Regions from separate parts of the Homo sapiens genome. Here region 2 is linked to region 1. Evidence: chromatin loops called from intact Hi-C (ENCODE). Cell type or tissue: B cell. All regions are shown on one strand. Links, peaks and the distances in the headings refer to the core of each region. The heading gives the core; the rest is flanking DNA. Region 1 holds the start of SPDYA (speedy/RINGO cell cycle regulator family member A). Region 2 overlaps PLB1 (phospholipase B1).

Region 1 (2,908 bases), core at 107-2,606:
TGTGTGGTAGGTATTATTTTATCCTTATTTTCTAGATAAGAAATTTGAGGCTTAAAGAAGTTAAGAAATTTCCCAAAGGCTCATAGTAAGTGATAAAGCTAGAATTTGAATGCAGAACTGACATCAAAGTCCCATATTCTTTAACCAGTAAATCAGTTTTAAATATTAAATAAAATCATGTGTAAAACACTTGACACATAGTAAGCACTCCAGTATTACTTATCGTCACCTTGCCAAGAAAACAAAACCAGCTAACCCCAGCTATAAGGCGATCTCGGATCACTGCCACCTCTGCCTCCCGGGTTCAAGCGATTCTCCCGCCTCAGCCTCCCGAGGAGCTGGGATTACAGGCGCCCGCCACCATGCCAGGATACTTTTTTTTTAAGTTATTTTTTGTAGAGACGGGTTTTAGCTCACTGCAACCTCCGCTTCCAGGGTTCAAGCGATTCTCCCGCCTCAGCCTCCCAAGTAGCTGGGATTACAAGTGCGCACCACCATGCCCGGTTAATTTTTTTTTTCATTATTTTTTTGTAGAGACGGGGTTTTCGCTGTGGGCTGCTCTCGAATCCTGGCCTCAAGGATTCGCCCAACTCGGCATAAGGCTTTTTAAAAGATTGAGGCTAGGGGCCCTCCAGTCCTACTGGATGTCATGTAAGAGAATCTTCGTGAATTCTGAGAAATGAGCTACGGGCCTGGTACTGAGACACAGCAGCTCAGATCTCAAAATTCTGGGGCAGACGATCTTGGGGACAAAAAGAGGTGTTTAATGGGACATAAGGAGGTAGGATTTATCAAAAAGACCCCCCAAATCTCCATTCCTCCCACAATAAAGGCGGCAGGCACACGTGGAGACGGGAGCGCCTGCCCAGGGCCCTCCCTCCGAGCAGACGGCCGAGCTTCGGGAGCAGCCTCCGGTATCGGCCCTGCCCGTCCTTCCCCTGGAACCTTCACCCGCTACGCCGCCGGGCGGAGGGCGGCCAAAGCCCCAACCTGCGCGGCCACTGCCTCCCTCGCCAGGTCCCTCAGCCCAGAGCCCGCTGCGGGGAGCGCGTGTGTCGTCGCCGCGAAGGCAGCTGAGGGCGCCCACGGGAGGCGGCGTGAGGACGAGGCTGGAGCGCTGCCTTCTCATCTAAGGCGGGCGGTGGGGTCGCCGGCGAGCGAACCCAGGGACCGGGCACACTCGAAACTGGAGATTCGCCTGCGAGGCCCCTTCCCGGGGGCGAGCACAGGTACCTGCGGAAGCCCGGGGCTGCGCGGGAGAGGGCCGGGCAACGGCGGTCAAGGCTCCGTCGCAGCGCTCCTGGCCTCAGACGGTTGCTCGTCGGTCGCTAGCCAGCAGCGGTACCCGCTCTAAGGTCTCCCGCCAACCCGGAGCGAGGGAGCGCGAGGCCGGCAGGGGCCAATCAGCGCGCACAGCCGGCCGAGGGGGCGGGGCCTGCCTGGGAGTGCGCGCCGGCGAACCCCGCCCCTCCCTGCCCCCCGCCCGCCCGAGCCTCGGCCGCGGGCCTCCCTCCTCCGTTATCCCGCCTGCCCGCGCAAAACTCACACAACCCTCTTCATTCGACCTACCTCCCTTGGGCACGTCTCGCAGTCAGGCTTGCGTTGGGGCCGTTTACTTCCCTTCGATTAGACAACCAGGCCCCCGGGGCTGGGGCTGCGGCCTCCCCTCCCCGCCCGGCACACGCGGGCACAGCGTGGTTACCCTGGTTACTCAAAAGGAAGAGGCCGCTTGAACTGAGAAAAGCACAACGTGTGAATACGGTGGCTTCTTGTGAGAAGGGGCCATTCTATTGTAACTGTGAATCTGCAGCAGTAATCTTTTTGGCTTTGTCCTAGCCTTTGACTACGTGGGTGCTTAATACATGCATGTTGAATGAACAAATAAAAAGAATTCTAAACAGCTTTTTGATCCCATCCTTTCCTTATGTCCCTCCTAAGGTATAACCGGCTTTTTCTTTCTTTTTGAGACTGAGTCCCGCTCTGTCGCCCAGGCTGGAGCAGTGGCACGATCTCGGCTCACTGCATACCTCTGCCTCCCGGGTTCAAGCAGTTCTCCCGCCTCAGCCTCCTAAGTAGCTGGGACCACAGGTGCCGCCACGCCCGCCTAATTTTTAAACATGCCTTGTAGAGCAGAGTCCTATGTGGCCCAGGCTGGCCTTGAACTGAACTCAGGCAATCCTCCCACTGGGATTACAATCCTAAGCCACCACACCCAGTGTAAATCTTTTTTTTTTTTTTTTGGTCTCCATATCACGGCTTTTTTCATGTTGCTAGTCTTTCGAAACGTTTTCAATGACTGCATAATATTCCAGAGTGGATGGACCATTTAAGTCATTTCAATATTTGGATTGCTTCCAGATTTTTTGGCTAATACAATGATTACTCTTAAAAGGCAACCTGGCTCTGCCTACTTGTGGTACTTCCAGCAAATAGCTCCTCAATCAGCAGTTCTGAAGAACGAGTTAATTCCTTCCTTCTTGTGCTTCCACACACAGCACAATAATGACAAATTCACCTACAAGTACGAGGAGGGGGCCAACTGGGAACTTATTTTTCCTTACACATGCCCTTGACTCTTTCTCCCTGGCCTATAAATGGGAGAATGGGCCAAGAAGCATCAACTGGTTGTGAAAATCTTGAGGAAAATGGCTGCTTCAAGCTTCATTCCTCTAGCTTTTCCCTAAGGATCCTTCCTGACTTCTCTCTGCTCTTCCCCTTGTTTTTGCAAGGTACCGGTGTTGTGATGATTAATTTCCAGCCTCGAGTATAAAATATTTACTGAACAATTAATGTCCGCTACATGAAAAACACAGAGGCATGGCAAGTACCACAATGATGAAGACAACATGGCCTTACCTTTCTAGAGCTTCCAAGCTAGACAGATATGGACACAACTAAAATACAAGGC
Region 2 (2,908 bases), core at 245-2,744, 220 kb after region 1:
TTGTCACCTAAAGTGTACAGAAAAATAGAGTAGATGCTCAGTAACATTTGTTGAAGGAGTTTCAGTCATATGAGATTGACCCCCTAGTTAATAAAACAAAGGCAACTTTTTTGGTAAGTAAATTTTATTTTGATCCTTTGAATGGTCCCAAACAAGCGAACTTATTTCAATGGAAGAAAAGGCAATGCTCTCAAGACCTTGGGGCCCAGCACATTGTTAAGCTGGCCAAAGCTGGAACCGTTCACTACAGAATCTCACAGGTCAAGGGGCCTTGGAAATATTCACAGCCGAGCCTCTTCTGCAGGTCCTGTTCACAGCCACCCACCCCCCATGAATTCTGGGTCTACTTCTCCCCTAATTCCATGAGATCCACTCTTTTCACTTTGTTTCCCAGGGGGAAGAGGCTCAAATTGCATTCTGAATTGATCTAGTATCATTAATTGCCTAGTTTGTCCAATCTAGAAGCTTTAACGGCTCAAAAATTGCTTTTCTCAGATAAGTCTACTACGTGAACACTTTCAGGAGGTGTTAACAGGTGTTATGAACAAAGAAAATGTTCTGGAATTAAGGGAAACATTGGGTTAAACAGATAAAACTTAAATAGATTTCTGCATTGCAGGCCTTATGAGAGCCTTTAATATGCTAATACACACATGAATTCCCCAAAGGAAGGTTATGGTAATGTTTCCCCCTCAGATACAAAGGATTTTCTCTTCTCCAGGAACAGGTCTGGAGTTAATGTTCCATGGAACACACTTTGAGACACAGTAGTCTATGTATTCTACCAAGTGTCAAGCTGTCTCTCAGACCCCGACCTAGAGCTTCCATCTTTAACACACGTGCATTTGGGGGCAGCTATTTGAAACATTTAGGACAAATGAAGGGTTTAAAGGGACAGCAGCCATTGAACCTGAGGCCTTAGAGCTAGAACTAAAAGATTGAGACATTAGGCTGTAATGGACTTCACTTGTTGGAAGAAACAGAGCAATGGCTGAATTTTCCCATCGCTGCAGAAAGAAACTTTTAGTAGAGGACTGCTGGTTCATATCTGAATCCCAGGAGCCCAGCTGGTCGATCTGTTTTAAAGTAGGGCACATCACCTCACTTCCCCAGGCTGCCCCACCAGGTGCACGTCGCGTATCTATCACCTGCAATGTGGTTCGTCTGCTTGATTTTTGTTTCCCATGCTATCGTATGAGGTCATTGCCTTCTTTAGCTGAGACCAAGTGCAGCTGCCAGAACCTCATGCTCTTTCCTGATTGTAATAAGCTCTGCTTTCTCTCCTCTGGTTTTTTTTCTTGTAGCCTCATTAGGAGCAGAATGGTGAGTCAGTGAGGCTCTGATTTGTTCCATGGCAGCCTGTTAGGACCAGGTACCTGACCAAGGACTTGTGGAAACGCAGGGACCTTGGCGCAGGAAGGCACTGACCTCTGTTCTTGAGAGGTTGATGTCCTCATGCTAAGGACAACCTAGGTCCTCGTTGTGGGTGGTACAGGCCGAGTGATGGCGCCTCCCTCTCGCCCTGGAAACCCATCCTCTCTGGGACTCTGCTCAGGTCTGGCCAGAGAACCTTCACAGTCTTGATCACCCCCTCCCTGCTCCCTGTCACTTCCCCAGGAAGCAAACTGACTCAGAAGAAAAGGGAGGCGGCAGCAAAGGTGCTGTCCTGGCTCCGCCACTCATTAGCACGCTGCCCCCTTGTGGCCAGCTTCGTTCTAGTTGTTTTCCCAGGTAAATTCTGAGCTACTCGCCACTTACTTTGAAGCCTACAGGAATGAGAACTTTATTAGGAGAGAAAGAAACTTGAGAATATCTACACGCAACCGCTCGCCTGACACACCCTGAGCTTCTCCACTTCCGTGTTCGGGATGCCCTTTCTCACCCTTTCCTCTTGTCGAATTGCTAATCTTTCAAGACATGGCTGATTGTGATTGTGTCTTGGTTATGGCCTCTCGAAGTGTGCGATGGGTTTCAGAGGTTTTCTGTGCAGATGTGTACATATATGTAAAGGCAGCTGTGTGACTACAAGACAACATGAATAAACACATAAAGACAGTAAACAGAGACGTAGGAACACCACGTGTACACGTATACATGCAAGCGGGGAGGTGAAGATTCAGGGATTTGGTGCTTTTCTGGTGCATTTCCTGTTGGATTTGCTGACCCAGGAGTCTGATAAGAACCCTGGTTTACTTTCTCTGCACAATCAAAAAAAAAAAAAAGATTATCAACAGTAAAATATCCTCTCCACTCACCAAATGTTCACATTTTGCAGAAATATATAGCTTTTTCTTTCTGAAAGCCCCTTCCAGACCAAGTCTTCGACCTCTGGGATTTACATATTTACAGGAGACAAAGCCACACCTAATCTCTGTTGTGGGGGGAACGCTGGGAGAGGTCAAAGGTTAACATTACCTGTATGACAGTCCCCGATACTGTGTGGTGACATCGGGGAGGTCGTCTGGTTTGGAGCCAATTCCATTGCCAGCCTTTGAAAATATACCAGAGTCCATAGGAAAATTAGCAAGTCAGAGAACAGGGAGGCTGTGAATGCACAGGGCTTCCAAAGAGGGGGTTCCCAATGCACTCGTGGTGGCAGGAGCAGACATGGAACCAGGAGCCCCTGGCTCTAAGTCTGCCATCCTCCTCTCCAGCTGTGTGCCTTCCCCAACTCTTAGCTGCCTCCTCGCTGAGCTGAGGACACGCCCTGCTCATCTCACAGGGAGTGTTTTGGGGATCAAATTGGATTACAGTTGTAAAAACCACTTTGAAAACTCTCAAGTGTTTTACAAACGTGAGAGAGTGTTAATAATGTCGTTCCCAGCGTTATGCCCCTACGTTCTTTATGAGCATGAAGAGAGAGCTCATTGGCTTAAGCGACTGCAGTGGACAGATCTCTCCTAAGTCT

The links. A loop is a pair of places that touch in the nucleus more often than their neighbours do. Peaks named below come from ENCODE experiments on the same cell type or tissue, not always from the same donor. Only the 100,000 strongest peaks of a DNase experiment are listed, where the experiment ranks them.
Region 2: a loop joins it to region 1, with 6 times the contacts of the local background. A loop is called at or near these places in 9 of 110 quality-filtered maps.

Annotation. Positions count from the first base shown.
Region 1 is chr2:28,809,273-28,812,180 of GRCh38, reverse strand. It overlaps SPDYA (speedy/RINGO cell cycle regulator family member A), which reads right to left and starts at 1,347. Exons shown (of 8, transcript NM_182756.4): 1 at 1,234-1,347. RefSeq lists silencers at 1,317-1,566, 1,597-1,746. In B cell, for the core only: no CTCF peak of the experiment used is centred there; a DNase peak (open chromatin) is centred at 1,510; H3K4me3 peaks cover 1,411 bases; H3K27me3 peaks cover 694 bases.
Region 2 is chr2:28,593,262-28,596,169 of GRCh38, reverse strand. It overlaps PLB1 (phospholipase B1), which reads right to left. Exons shown (of 58, transcript NM_153021.5): 33 at 2,416-2,489. Among named protein-coding and RNA genes, the nearest start is that of PLB1, 99 kb to the right of the region's middle. In B cell, for the core only: CTCF peaks have their summits at 1,504 and 1,703 (motif pointing left); a DNase peak (open chromatin) is centred at 1,669; H3K4me3 peaks cover 337 bases.